5 separate regions of the Homo sapiens genome follow, and regions 1, 2, 3 and 5 are each linked to region 4. The links are chromatin contacts, found by Hi-C or POLR2A ChIA-PET in ENCODE. All regions are on one chromosome and are shown on one strand. The core of a region is the stretch at or near the end of the contact, and the rest is flanking DNA. Distances in the headings are between cores, read along the strand shown. Region 1 overlaps ARID5B (AT-rich interaction domain 5B). Region 2 has its middle 200 kb from the start of REEP3. Region 3 has its middle 110 kb from the start of REEP3. Region 4 has its middle 37 kb from the start of EGR2. Region 5 overlaps ARID5B (AT-rich interaction domain 5B).

The links. A loop is a pair of places that touch in the nucleus more often than their neighbours do. ChIA-PET counts read pairs that join two places held with the same protein, here RNA polymerase II (POLR2A). Pooled maps may share reads with other maps.
Region 1: a pooled map shows a loop between it and region 4 (10-fold over the local background). The contact joins two enhancer-like sites. A Hi-C loop is called at or near these places in 1 of 37 single-sample maps with no recorded cell type and 9 of 50 pooled maps. POLR2A ChIA-PET finds 5 or more read pairs at or near these places in 1 of 52 experiments (OCI-LY7).
Region 2: a loop to region 4 is called in a pooled map, with 2.9 times the contacts of the local background. The contact joins two enhancer-like sites. A Hi-C loop is called at or near these places in 2 of 37 single-sample maps with no recorded cell type and 3 of 50 pooled maps.
Region 3: a loop to region 4 is called in a pooled map, with 5 times the contacts of the local background. The contact joins two enhancer-like sites. A Hi-C loop is called at or near these places in 3 of 37 single-sample maps with no recorded cell type and 7 of 50 pooled maps.
Region 5: a pooled map shows a loop between it and region 4 (17-fold over the local background). The contact joins two enhancer-like sites. A Hi-C loop is called at or near these places in 1 of 37 single-sample maps with no recorded cell type and 7 of 50 pooled maps. POLR2A ChIA-PET finds 5 or more read pairs at or near these places in 1 of 52 experiments (BJ).

What each region holds. Positions count from the first base shown.
Region 1 is chr10:62,051,090-62,053,789 of GRCh38, forward strand. The region is part of intron 5 of ARID5B (AT-rich interaction domain 5B); the gene reads left to right. Among named protein-coding and RNA genes, the nearest start is that of ARID5B, 150 kb to the left of the region's middle. RefSeq lists an enhancer at 1-593. Within about 2 kb of position 1,347, at least 2 of the 41 ENCODE cell types and tissues checked have a DNase peak (open chromatin) inside an H3K27ac peak, as active enhancers do.
Region 2 is chr10:63,721,386-63,724,085 of GRCh38, forward strand. No RefSeq gene overlaps it. Among named protein-coding and RNA genes, the nearest start is that of REEP3, 200 kb to the left of the region's middle. Within about 2 kb of position 1,291, at least 9 of the 41 ENCODE cell types and tissues checked have a DNase peak (open chromatin) inside an H3K27ac peak, as active enhancers do.
Region 3 is chr10:63,628,366-63,631,065 of GRCh38, forward strand. No RefSeq gene overlaps it. Among named protein-coding and RNA genes, the nearest start is that of REEP3, 110 kb to the left of the region's middle. RefSeq lists enhancers at 651-860, 1,251-1,430, 1,441-1,490 and a silencer at 1,961-2,290. Within about 2 kb of position 1,451, at least 41 of the 41 ENCODE cell types and tissues checked have a DNase peak (open chromatin) inside an H3K27ac peak, as active enhancers do.
Region 4 is chr10:62,852,200-62,854,899 of GRCh38, forward strand. No RefSeq gene overlaps it. Among named protein-coding and RNA genes, the nearest start is that of EGR2, 37 kb to the left of the region's middle. Within about 2 kb of position 1,317, at least 4 of the 41 ENCODE cell types and tissues checked have a DNase peak (open chromatin) inside an H3K27ac peak, as active enhancers do.
Region 5 is chr10:61,941,723-61,944,422 of GRCh38, forward strand. All of the region lies in intron 3 of ARID5B (AT-rich interaction domain 5B), which reads left to right. Among named protein-coding and RNA genes, the nearest start is that of ARID5B, 41 kb to the left of the region's middle. Within about 2 kb of position 1,374, at least 13 of the 41 ENCODE cell types and tissues checked have a DNase peak (open chromatin) inside an H3K27ac peak, as active enhancers do.

The sequences.
Region 1 (2,700 bases), core at 97-2,596, 800 kb before region 4:
CAGTTTTCAATTCAGCATCTGACTTTGGTATTCAGAGCTTTTGAAGCTCTATGCTGTGCCTGTTCCTGCCACCTCCCTTCCCCTGGTTGCCGTGGGCTGGGGGAGGTAGGCATTTTGATTAGTCAACAGAAAGACTTCCTACCTCCCAGTTTGGCCTGTTATGAGTAAAGGACAGATGATTAAGCACCCACGTCATTGAGGCTGAGATTTCATAGTGGGTGACACAATGACATAGTTTACTCTGCTTGTGTCAAAAATAGACCAGCTGAACCGTCCTCTTTCTGAATGTGTTCATCTAAATGTGTTTTGGAGATTAACAGAGGATGAAATTAGAAATAGCTAGAATTAATCTTTTTAGTTATGTATTTTTCAAAGTCACTTCTAATTTACATTAGACTAAAATTAAAGATACATAGCAAAATATTTAGATGTATACATATGCCCACAAGCATTTATATACTTTTAAAGATCTCTGTTAACATAGAATGAAAGTAAATTCTACGCTGTTGTTCAAGACCCAGGTCAATTTTTTACCTAAGCATTCTTTGGAATCTTGAAAGTGCATGCATGCCTGAAGTATTTTGCACGACAAAGGGTAAAGTATCACTTTATATTTTTAGACTTACCTTTCTGACTTTTGTGGGCTTGGGTCAGATTTCCATGGTTCTGTTTACTGCATTTAGGTGTTATTTTTGTGCTAAAGACAGCAATCGTCCCTTTAGGATTTTAGTTGACGAACAGATTTCAACTGACACCAGTTTCCAGATCAAATAACTAAACTTCTGAAAATGGGACCATTTTGATTAGTGGTGAATTTGGAAGAGTCTGATGTAGAAAAAAAAAAACATGAGTTAAGTTCTGTGTTGACAGTCTACTGTTTCTCTGCCATGTACTCTACCTCCTTCCCAGTGTAATGAAGTAAATCTTAGACTTTCACATTCTAAAAAATCTTATCTTTAAGCATCATTGTTTCATTAGGAAATTTTAAGGACTTTTTTGCTTAGAATTTCTTCATACTTCTAAGATTCCAAAGGGTTAAGAAGAGATCAACCAGTAGAAATGTGTATTTTCCAGTTTCTTGCTGAAAACAAATCTCTTTCCCTAAAGTTATTGTTGTTTTGCACATTTAACTTTCTGCGAATTAACTCCACATGGATGCCATGAATGACATTTTCTTGTAAGTTGGACACCTCAGCCCTAGAACTATCTACCTAGGACTTTGGTTTCCATCGTCTTGAAGGATGTCAGCAGGAACAGTTCATTCCCTACTATGTAGTTTGCAAGATCCTGCAGAATGGCGCAAGAAGGTTTCAAGACCATAACATTCAGCAGAGCTTGTACTGCCCATGCCTTCTGTTGGTGCCCAGCCCATCCTTCTTGGTTGACAGCATTTGTTTACTCCAGCATATTCTGTACCTGAGCCCGGCAGGATAAAGCTCCTTCCCATGCCACTTGGAATCACCACCAAGGTCTGCTTCTGAGAATTTTACAGAACTCATACAATTGATCTGAAAGAGCAGACCTCCAATGTTTCTTTCCATGGAAGGCAGCTCAGAACTCACTGTTGGGTTCACAAAGCCGAGAAGAACAAGAGCCTGCTATACAGATGGGCCATATTTGATGTTCACTGACTTCTTAACAAGAAGGATAGAAGTCAGTCCTGGGTTTTCTAAGTGACGCCTTTACTCCATCCCCGCAACAGTGCTGCCCGTCAGAATCTTTACAAAGAGATGGATCATTCTTCCACCGTTGGTGTTCAATGGTGAACAGATGAATGTCATGCTGCAGTCAGCTCCTAGGGACTGGTCTAATGGCTTGGCTCTTTTCAGAGTCTTGGATTACAGTCATGCCTTGGCTGCTTCCAGTGGGTCTGGCAAGACCACTTAAGCAAAAAGATCAGTAGGTATGAAGTGTGACGAGCTTGTCTGTTGACACCAACAGGCAGATGTAAAATCCCTACAGAATGAACAAGCCACATCTGGGATGAGGACAGTCATTAAAAAGCATGTGTGTCTTAACATGGTCTTTTCTCATGAAACACTGCAGTAGAGATTATGAGTCTGTGACCATCTAATCATCTGTTGAATTGAAAGCAGCATCTTAGAGGACAGTGAGCTGTTTGACTTTGTGACCAAGACCCATGTGACTGTTTCTTTTTAAAAGTGCCTCAAACAGACCATTTCTAACTAAGCACCAACTTCATGCAGCTCCACACAGCAAAGCTCTTAGAGTGGGACCCACTGGGTTTGTTGTGTTCATGACTGGAAAAATAAGTCAAGTGATTTGCCGGTCGCCATCAAAACGTTGCACTCCCTCAATGAGAACATGAAAACCAGCTTTGCAAGACCATGTTTTCCAACGGAGAGAGAATTACATGGCTCCCCAAAGACAGCAAGTGTCACGTGGGGAGGAAACTACCAGTTCTTTGAAGATCTCATGACTGTGTTCAGCCCAAATCCTGCCATTTTTTTCTGGAATAATCTTAAAGCAGTGAACCTGAGGCCCAGGCCTTTCATAGAGTGATCTATAACAGAAATCTTCATGGCATAGGACCCTAATAAAAGGCCTACATTGATAGAAGGCAAATTATTTTTAATATCCCGTATGCATTTTCTGAAGGGCAGAAGTGTATTACAGGTGGTTTATATTCTAAAAGGAACACAAAAAAGGAAACTGTGGTGGGAAGTGTGTTCATTTAAA
Region 2 (2,700 bases), core at 41-2,540, 870 kb after region 4:
TAACCTCCTGGGCTCAAGTGATCCTCAATCTCAGTCTCCGGAGCAACTGGGACTACAGGAATATGCACCATACCTGGCTAATTGTGTGTGTGTGTGTGTGTGTGTGTGTGTGTGTGTGTGTGTGTGTGTGTATTTGGTACACATGAGGTCCCACTATGTTGCCCAGGCTGGTCTTGAATTCCTGGGCTCCTGCCTGGGCCTCCCAAAGTGCTGAGATTGCAGGCATGAGCCACTGTGCCTAGCCCCTGTTTTCAGGTATTAAAAATGTTAGTCTGGGCTGGGCATGGTGGGTCACGCCTGTAACTCCACTACTTTGGGAGGCTGAGTGGGAGGATCACTTGAGGCCAGGAGTTTGAGACCAGCCTGAGCAACCTAGCAAGACCCTGTCTGTATTAAAAAAAAAAATTAGCTGGGTGTGATGGTGCATGCCTATAGTCCCAGCTACTTAGGAGGCTGAGGTGGGAGGATCACTTGAGCTCAGGAGATTGAGGTTACAATGAGCTATGAGTGCACCACTGTCCTCCAGCCTGGGTGACAGAGTGAGACCCTGTATTAAAAAAACAAAACAAAACAACGCCCTCCCCAGCCAAAAAAAAACTTAGTCCAATCTCATATATAGCTTGAATCTTCTCTCCTTAACTCTTCTTACTTCTGACTCTGAGGAAGGAGAGCATGACTGTTCTTTCAGTGTTTTTCTGACTATTTCTCATCTCTTTCCTGCTTTCTAATTCCTCTAGTATAGAATCCAGCATGCAGATCAGAGAAAGAGGAGCAAAGTGTCACTGTACTTAGCTGGTATTGTATGTGATTCTCTCATGGATAATACTGGCTGGGACTCATTCCCTCTGTTAATCTGAGAATTCACATAGAGCTTCTCCAGGGCACCCTGTGGGGATGCAGGGGGTTCCTCCTATTCTGGTCATTCTCCAGTTGCTTCTGAAAATCTTCTCTCAGCTTTTGCCCCACATGTTCTGGGCTTCACTCTACACAGCTTCTTCCTGCTGGGGACCCCTGGCTTCAGGCAGTAGTTCTTTTGGTCAGGGTCTGTTCCAGATGATGCATGTCTTGCTACTCTCTTCAGGTTCCCTTGGTCAATGGGAAAACACTGTCCATCCTTTTCCTCCCTAAAGCTTAACCATCTAATCAGCCCTCTCTCCCACCCTGTAATTGCATGCTGCTCCAGCCAGTCTCTTGCCTTCAGCGTTCTTGAGATGGATGGAAACCAGGCAAAGATGCCAGCAAATGCCTGTGGATGCTCTTTGGCTCTCCTAAGAACACTTGTTGTTCTCTATGGTCTGGAAGCAGCACCAGGGCCTGTGATGTCAGGGCTCTGTAAACATCCAGCCAGGAAGTGAGATACAAATCTTTCTCGTAGGCATTTCTGGTCCCTGTGACTGATTTGCTTGGACTCCTTCACTTGGCTTAGCAGTAGGGAGGGAGGGAAAAAGCCAAAGCTTTTCTAGTTCTAAAAATGCCTTTCAAAGCACCTCATAGGCCGGGCAGAGAGACGCACGCCTGGAATCCCAGCACTTTGGGAGGCCAAGGTGGGTGGATCACCGGAGATCAGGAGTTTGAGACCAGCCTGGCCAACATGGTGAAACCCTGTGTCTACTAAAAATAAAAAATTAGCCAGGTGTGGAGGTAGGCACCTGTAATCCCAGCTACTCGGGAGGCTGAGGCAGGAGAATCACTTGAACCCAGGAGGCGGAGGTTGCAGTGAGCCAAGATCGTGCCACTGCACTCTAGCCTGGGCAACAGAGCGAGACTGTGTCTCAAAAACAACAAAAAACAAAAAACAAAGCACCCCATAATGAATGTATAGCCTTCTCTTAAATTGGCTGAAGGTAATTAATGAAGTTTTATTTATTTATTTTTATTTATTTATTATTGCCTGTCTTTTGGCATTTTCTCCACATCCTCACCAACACTTGTTATTTTCTGTGTTTCGTTTTGAAGTTTGGTATTTTAAGGATGAGCTTGGGCATTTTAAAATAAAATTCTGCAGAAATGTACCTAGTGGGTCTCTTTGGCTTCAGGGTCTTAGCTGAATTTCAAAGATAATAAGAGAAGGCCATTCTCTCTGTTCTTAATCATGTTAGGATACAAGAAGATAGCCGTCTGCAAACCAGGATGCAGGCTGTCATCAGACACCAGATCTGCCAGCACCTTAGTTTTAGACTTCTCAGCCTTCAGAATAACTGTCTATAAGGGAACACTTGAATTCATCGGAGAAGAGATGATAAGTGCCAGAAGTAATTGAGGAGAGGGTTCGAGGCAGCTTGCTCAGCTGAGAGCTGACTGAGAGCTGAGAGGTTTCTGGCCTTGGGGAAACAGTGAGAGAGAAATCCCCAGAGCTCCAAAATGGGTTTTTACGATCTTGGCTATGGGAGGAACCCCTGACCCACTGGGGCCTCATGCCTGACATACGGAGCTGCCTAAAGATTGCACAGGAATCTTGCTCCAGAAAGGGAACCCACACAGAATCCCACGGGCATCTGAGCCTGGAGCAGTCTCAGCTGGGAGCCACTTTGAGAGCCCAGATACCAGGGATCTACAGACACAGCTGCAGCTGCTCCAAGGAGGAAGAGGCAAGACTGGGCGCTCCCATGCACCCTCGGGAAGGTGCTTGCCACTCTGCTATAAGCTGCTGTGGAGACTGAGACACGAGTGAACTGCCCTCCCCCATGCTGCCAGCCTGGG
Region 3 (2,700 bases), core at 201-2,700, 780 kb after region 4:
AACATTAAACAATATGCAAAAGTACTTGGGGTGTTTACAATAGCTTAAATTCTAAAATTAAAAAGGACATTGAAGACTGAGAAGGGGAAAAACACCTTAATTTTGTAATCTTAATAGAAAGAAAAATGTGTCCTAAAAGCAGGAGTAAATAAATGTCATTAAAAAGGTGTATCTTCCAAAGTGCAAAGACACGTTACAAGAAATCAGGTTGCTCTTTGACCCACCAGTCTCAAAGCACATTAGACTGCAGCAAGTAATAATTGCTTCCTCATTTAGATTAGACAATGAGTGCTCTCTGCAAGCTGCTCTCCTCTAAATAGATTGTAGAGAGTAATTGAAACAAGTTATATGGGGAAGTGGAGTGACCGATTCCTCAAAGTGTGGGAGCAGAGCTATGGTAACCTCTTGAGCCTGGCCTTCATCCTGTTCCTATTTAGGGAATCCGCGGGGCAGCCAGTGTTGAGTGCAGTCTGCAGTTCGCCGGCTTTATTGTTCAGACTTGAAGAGAAGGTCACATGCCCTCTTTGACAGAGAGGTTTATGGGCTCTCTCTAATTAGCAGCACCCTCCACCAGACAGACTGTTGGCCACTTTCCAAGAACGGGACTTGGTAGCGGCCACTGATGAAGGAGAAAACAAGGTTATTTACCCTGCGACTGTAATTCTTGGCACAAATTCTCCCTTTACACTCAGACACGTTTTTTCTTTTGTTCCAACTTGCCTTTGGAATCCTGATTAGGGCGTTAAGAGAGGGAAATGCAGCTATATATTTAGTGGTGTAAGCAACCCATATGTTGGCCTTAGATACTTTTGACTATTCTAAGACCTCATACCAAAAGAGAGAAAGAAAAAGGAAAACGAAAAGGGCAGCGTAGTCGAGCGTTGCTTGCAAATGTAACTGCTTAAGCACATGCCCACACACAACTCCAGAAAAGGAAGTTTAATTTGCAACATCTATAAAATAACGACAGTTGTATGGTAGGACACAGAAATCCCAGCGGTAAAGTGTGATTGGGCTTAGCTATTATTGGAGTGTTAAAAGAGTACCGGGAATATATTTGGCTTGTCCTGTTCTGTCAGTTCTGTAGGCCGGTGGATTAAGCTGATAGAAATGCTTTTTGGTTGATTTAAACCAGATGCTCCGACTATTTTTGTCCCGTTTGCAGGCGCAGAAGCTCTGCATAAGGCAATACTGCCCCCCTCGGCCGACCGCCAACTGCAAGGCGTAGGAGACTGCTCTCCACTAGCCACCTCGGCCATAAAACCCTTTCAAGTCCCTATTATTATTCCAGGCACATTCCAAGGGGATTGAGTCACAGAGTTCACTTGGCTTTTCTCCTGCCCTGAACTGCCTGTACCAGGTGGAATACGACTCTCAACTTCAAATATGGAATCCAAAAGCAGTCAAAGAGCGCTTTAGAGCAAGCCCCAGATGCGAACTCTACTGCCACTTCTCCCCCTCCCCCAACTGGGGTTTGCTGGCTGCGCAGCTGTAGTCCCACGCCAGCACTAAGGTCGCCTGGTCGACAAATGAGGGTTTTCTTTGGGGCATCCTGTAGAGCTGTCCTATTTTCTCTACCACTTTGAGAAGCCCCAAGGGCTGCTTGGCGGCGAGGCACAGACTGGGCTGAAAACTTTTCCGTTGGGCAGTGCGTCCCGGAGACCCAGGAGGCCCAGGCCGGGAGCCCAGGGGGCTGGAGGTTCTGCTGGCTTTTAAGTCTGCTAGGAGGGAAAACTCCCAGCCCCTCCCACGCGTCCTCCCAGACTCGCCGGCCGCCTGCCCCGGGCGGGGAACGCGCACATCTGGCGGCCCAGGAGCCACATCTGATGCACTAACCCCCGCACCCAGATGTCCAAGAGGCCGGGGGAGTCAAAGAACGCCAGGGGCGGGGCGACCGCGGCTGCGGCTCCTCCCTCGGGCAGAGGGAGTCCAGATGCGAGGGACGCCCTCCAGAGCCGAGCTGGGCCGGCCGGGCAGCTAGGGTGCTGGGAGGTTGCGGTGCAGGGTGGGTGGGTGCAGTGAGGCTGGAGCCACGCTGGGGGGGCTGGGCTGGCGGGGGGAGGCTGGAGCCGCGCCGGGGAGAGGGAGGCGGCGGTTGGGTGCTGGAGGGCGCTGGTGCCGTGCCAGTGGGCGGTGGCGCCTTACGCCACCCGCCCCACCCCCGTCACCGTGCCCGCCCCACTGCGTGGGATTTTACAACCTAGGTCCCCGGGAGGTGGTGGTGGAGGGAGGGGCGGCGGGGACGTTTCCGGGGCGGGGGAGGGGCGCACTGCTCCAGAACTGGACCGAGGGCGGGGCTCCCCTCTGCTTCTCCCCTCTGTTCCAGCGCTGAGACGCAGGCCTTTCCTGGCGCGAAGCGACTCGCCCCGGAGCTCCCCTGCACCGTCCTGGGTGTCAGGACGCGTCAACCCAGATGACCCGACCCGGAGATCCTGGATCCTCTGCCCTCTTCCCCCTACCAAGTCCTTAACCGGAGAGGGAGGAGCTACCAATGTCCTCCAGACGTTCTCCAAAGCCCGAGCTGCCGGGAGAAGCTTGCTCAAGGCGGGTGCGCCCCTCAGACGTTTGTTTGCACGCAGGGGTTTTGACGTTTCGCTAAGCAACAGCGTTTGCCAGGGAATCAGGGCTGTTTCGAAGAGCTTGCGTCTATTTGATGCTCCCATCTTGAACAAATCGTTTCCATTCGATTTGTTTAACCAA
Region 4 (2,700 bases), core at 67-2,566:
TCTCCAAATAGGCAGAGAGCTCAAGAGAGAAGAGGTTGTCATTTAGTCTGATTATTTAGGGGATCATAGCAATTGAAAGGCAGAAATGACCTCAAATGCCATTCTAATCTGAGTTTTCATTTTACTCAGAGGAACCTGAGTCCCAGACACTTGCATGAGGTCCCATGAAGTCAGTGACAGAGATGAGACTAGAACAAAGTTATTTTCAGTTCTGAGGCACAGCTCTATTCAAGAAACTTCGCTTTACATTCTACCTCATGACTTTACTGCTATTCCTTTTTTTTTTTTTTTTTTTTTTTTGAGACAGAGTCTAGCTCTGTCACCCAGGCGCTGCAGTGCAGTGACACGATCTTGGCTCACTGCAACCTCCATCTCCTGGGTTCAAGTGCTTCTCCTGCCTCAGCCTCCTGAGTAGCTGGGATTACAGGTGTCCACCACTGTGCCCGGCAAATTTTTGTATTTTTAGTAGAGATGGGGTTTTGCCGTGTTGGCCAGGTTGGTCTCAAACTCCTGACCTCAGGTGATCCACCTGCCTTGGCCTCCCAAAATGCTGGGATTACAGGCGTGAGACACCGCACCCGGCCTGATATTCCATTTTCATGAGGAAAAGGAAGCAAGTGGGAATGAATTAAGATGAAACACCAGTATGTAGAGATGATATTCCAGTGAAGTCAGGATTTAAGGTGAAAACTCTGCCTGGTCAGGTTGATTCTTGGCAATATCTCAACTAGACACCATGCTGGAGACCAGCAGGGGCCCCCTCTCTGAGACAAATGCAACCAGCTTTCCTATCCAGTGTTGGGAAAATGCACTGCTTCTTTAGTTGAGCACAAAGTATTTGGCTTATACCTAGGGGCTGTGCTGGATAAAAAACACATATCTCATAAAATCACACCCAGGGTGGGTTGACTTCAGCTCTTGCAGGATTGAAAGCAGCAACCTCAGTTCCTCTGACCACACAGGAACCACAGTGCCCTCCTGCCCCTCTAGACAGTTCCACATTTTGCCTCAGTCAAATTTCACCTTTGCAAGATTTCCTGCAGAACCTCCCTAGAGTCAGTCTTTCCCCTCTCTGTGGCCTCATTACCCATAGTTTTAGATTCTGTTTCTAGTACTTCATCAAAGTATTTTAAAATATTTCCACATAATCAGAGCACTTAGAGTCATGTATATTTCCTTCTTTTTTGTCAAATATAGATCTTTATATTTTACAGCTTTATTGAGGTATAATTGACCAAAAAACTGTATAAATTTAAGCTGTGCATGTGACGTTTTGATGTACGTTGTGAAACAGTCACCACAATCAAGCTAATTAACACATCCGTCACTTCACATAGTCATCCTTGTGTGTGTTTGTGGAGAACACTTAAGATCGGTTCACTTAGCAAATTTCAAGTCTATAATACAGCGTTATTAACTATAGTCACCCTGCTGTACATTTGATCTTCAGAACTTTTCAGAGTCCTTTGTATTTCTAAAGCAGCCTTTGAATTTGGGAACGGAATAGAAACAGCATTGGACAGTAGTCAGAAGACTTGGATTCGAATGTGTATGGTTAGGGCCCAGATAAGAAACAGATGACATATTCAATGGAAACTAGTAAGTAAAAAGGGACTATGTAGCAAGGCATGAGCCAGGTTCAGCAGGCTGGAGTTAGCAACAACGGAAGCCTGGTCACTCCTGGGGTGAAAGGAACCACAGGATGGAGCTGCGGCTTTGGGTCGAAAAATGCAACCGCTACTGAATCACATCCCAGAAGGGAAGCTGTTGATGGAGTAAATACCCCAGCCTTGCCCTCTACTCATCCTCCAATCTCTTGCCTTTGCCTCCCACCCAGAAGGCTAGAGAACCTGATCCATGTAGTTTACAGAGCTGGCTGGCAAAGGGAGCCAGGCCAATAAAGATGATCCAGCACAGGCTGCAGCTGAATCACTTCAGACAAACCTCTCCACTCTCTGATCCTCAGGATTTGTATTAGTAAAAACAAGTGGGTTGATCATCAGGAAGTGTCTCTGCTGCCTTCCTGCCTAACGTCCAATGACGCTATGACTGTAGGTAAAATAATGCACACATATTGATTTTTTAGATTTCCAGGGGCAGATATTCTCAATAAACCAGGACATAACTGCTGCTGTTAAAATGCTTCTTGAAACAGAATATGTGGAAATAGAAAGTCATGTCTTTATAACATAATTCAATGCTTAATACATTTCTGAGAAAAACAAGCTAGTCATTATTCTTTACTTTAAAAAAAAGTTACTTTTTTCAGCCTTGTTTATGCAACATCCCAATGTATGTCTTGAAAAATTATTCAATTCTTTTTTTTTTTTTTTTTTTTTTTGATGGAGTCTCGCTCTGTCGCCAGGCTGGAGTGCAGTAGCACAATCTCGGCTCACTGCAAGCTCCACCTCCCGGGTTCAAGCAATTCTCCTGCCTCAGCCTCCTGAGTAGCTGGGACTACAGGGGCACACCACCACACCCAGTTAATTTTTGTAGTTTTAGTAGAGATTGGGTTTCACCATGTTGCCCAGGATGAGCTCAATCTCTTGACCACATGATCTGCCCACCTCAGCCTCCCATAGTGCTGGGATTACAGGCGTGAACCACCTTGCCTAGCCTATTCAATTCTTTTTTATGCCTAGGCCTTTGTTTAGACCCTTGGTCTCGAAATGACCTAGTCATCTTATCTAACCTATGTGG
Region 5 (2,700 bases), core at 124-2,623, 910 kb before region 4:
TGGTTGATGTCAGACAGTAACATTTTAGATATGGCAGCCTGATTGTCACCTGCACATTTAGAGACAATTATTAGACTAGTGGTTTTCCTTCTAAAGCCAAAGAGTTTTTTGATAATCTTCCTATATATACTGTTACACCCCCCAGTTTTGTGAACACACAATAACTAGTCTTATGACTTGCGGTAATGCTGAATAATACATCTGTTGTGTTACTTTCCTAATGTATGATCTAAGTTGTATTACCATTGTCTTATGTTTTCCTTAACATTAAAACCTTTCTTTTGTTTGTTTAATTTTGTGTGTGTGTGTTATGGAATATACTGTTACTAATAAAAAATTAAACAGGAAACCCACAGGGGACAAAAGGATGTGTAGATGGTTAAGCTTGATGTCACACATATAAACAAGAGTATTTATAGCAAGGTTTATGTTTAAAATTGTGTTTAAAATGGATAATTTATTAATGAACAGGAAAATAAGTCTAATTTCTTAATTCCACCCAAAGAAATAAAAGGTTGATCCTCTTGGATTCTAAAAAAAAAGAAGGTCCATATTCTACCTTTTTGCAGTTGATTCCAGAAGAAATTGGTTTATAGTGAATATTCACAGTACTTGCAGGTGGTTTGGCCTGGAAAATCTAGATGAGTGGTTTTTAAATTTAGTTGCTTATTAGACTCAAGAAAGAAATTTAAAAAACAATACTGATTACTGAGACCAGCTTTTCTAGATTCTTCATTCAGTAGGAGTAAGGAAAGGCCAATGAATGTGTATTGATAAAAAGGTTCCTGGCCGGGTGCGGTGGCTCACGCCTGTAATCCCAGCACTTTGGGAGGCCGAGGCAGGTGGATCACCTGAGGTCAGGAGTTCAAGACCAGCCTGGCCAACATGGTGAAACCCCATCTCTACTAAAAATAGAAAAATTAGTCACGTGTGGTGGCAGGGGCCTGTAATCTCAGCTACTTGGGAGGCTGAGGCAAGAGAATTGCTGGAACCTGGGAGGCAGAGGTTGCAGTGAGCCGAAATCATCACACCTTTGCACTCCAGCCTGGGCGACAACAGCGAGGCTCTGTCTCAAAAACAAAACAAAACAAAACAAAAAAGGCTTTTAGGTTGAGTCTGATTTTGTTTGTTTGTTTTGGTCTCATTTTGGAGACAGCTTTATGATTAGTGCTGAAGAAGGGAAAATGATCAACAGGAGAGTTGATTGGGAGGCTCTCTCCTGGGGCACAAGAAACACCATGTACTTAAAAAATTTTTAATGTAAAATACCCCTTTAAGGATAGAATTTAGGGCCTTGAAATTCTACTCAGTTGCTATGAACTGTGGGGAATTTGAGACAAATAGCTTTTGTAATTGGAATGCACACTGTGTTGTAATAATGTGGAAAGAGAAACAAAAACTTTCCTTAATGTAATGAGTTTCCATTATCTGCCTAATCTAAGGTTTGTAAGTCTACATTGTCAGGATTTATATTGAGGAGATAGGGGGTGTCATTTTCTGTACACATTCCTGTCCCCACAACTTTCTCTTCAGCCTCTTCTATAACATCAAAATATTTGTTGTCTGTACTTTTCTTTCTCCGCAGTGGTTTTCTTATCTCCTTTTCTGTTGGTCACACTGAAACCACCTCCAATACCACATTGTTAATGGAAATTCACACACTTATTAGGTTTTTCCTTCTGTAGAACCCTTCCAACTCCTCATTGTTCTTACCAAAGAAAGAAGATGAACTGTGAGATTATTTGAGGCCCCCCCCCTTTTTTTCTGGTGGAAGTAAGCAAAGAACGGAAAGATCTCACCTTTCTATGGATAAAGTAAAACTCCAACATGTTATCGTTTTTTAACTGAGTTATTTCATAATGTTGAAACATGAATAATAACAAAATAATTAGATTGGTTCTTAGAGAAGGGATTTTAAAATATAAAAGCTCATTAAAGCACTTTTCTTGCTTAGTGTTTAGGTAGAATAAGTTCGCTTTAATTCCAGTTTGTGTCACTTCCTGTCTCTCTCTGAATAGTAAAAAAAAAAAACAAGAATGTTCTCACAAATGTGTGTCTGCCAACAAATTAATACTCCACAAAGAGAAACTCTGCCCCACATGGCAGCTTCCAATAAATGCTCTGATTCAAATCACAACTCTTTCATTTTTTTTTTATCCCCTTCCCCCTTGAGGGAGCACATTTAGACAATATTTGAGGATGTCATCTTTCTGCTTTTTAAAACTCTCTAGAGTTTTCATTTAAGACTCTTAATGGTTGATGACTAAAACTACAGATCTGGATAGTGGAAAAACTAATAATCTTAAAAAACACTTCTGAAATGTGGTAAAGTGCATTCATTCTCTTCCCTCCTCTTTGTCCTTTTCAAAGAAAGAAAGTTCAATATGAAACCAATGCAAATTATGACTTTACTCAGTGAGATATTTTACCTTCTTTCAGACTGTTTCATACTGAAGTTTATAAAAAAAAAAGAAAAATAACTATGTTAAAATAGGAGGGTTAAGGAATGTATTATTCATAAGCATAATGAACACAAGAACCTGTTTTTCCAGAAGAATTGGGTTGATTAAATCATTCACCACACAAGCCTCTAGTTATTTATTTTTGTCTTTAGAATTACAGTACTTAGCTTTTATAATAAAGTGGACTTGATACCCATATTTGGTATGGCAGTTGAAAGTAGTCAAATGAAGAATTATT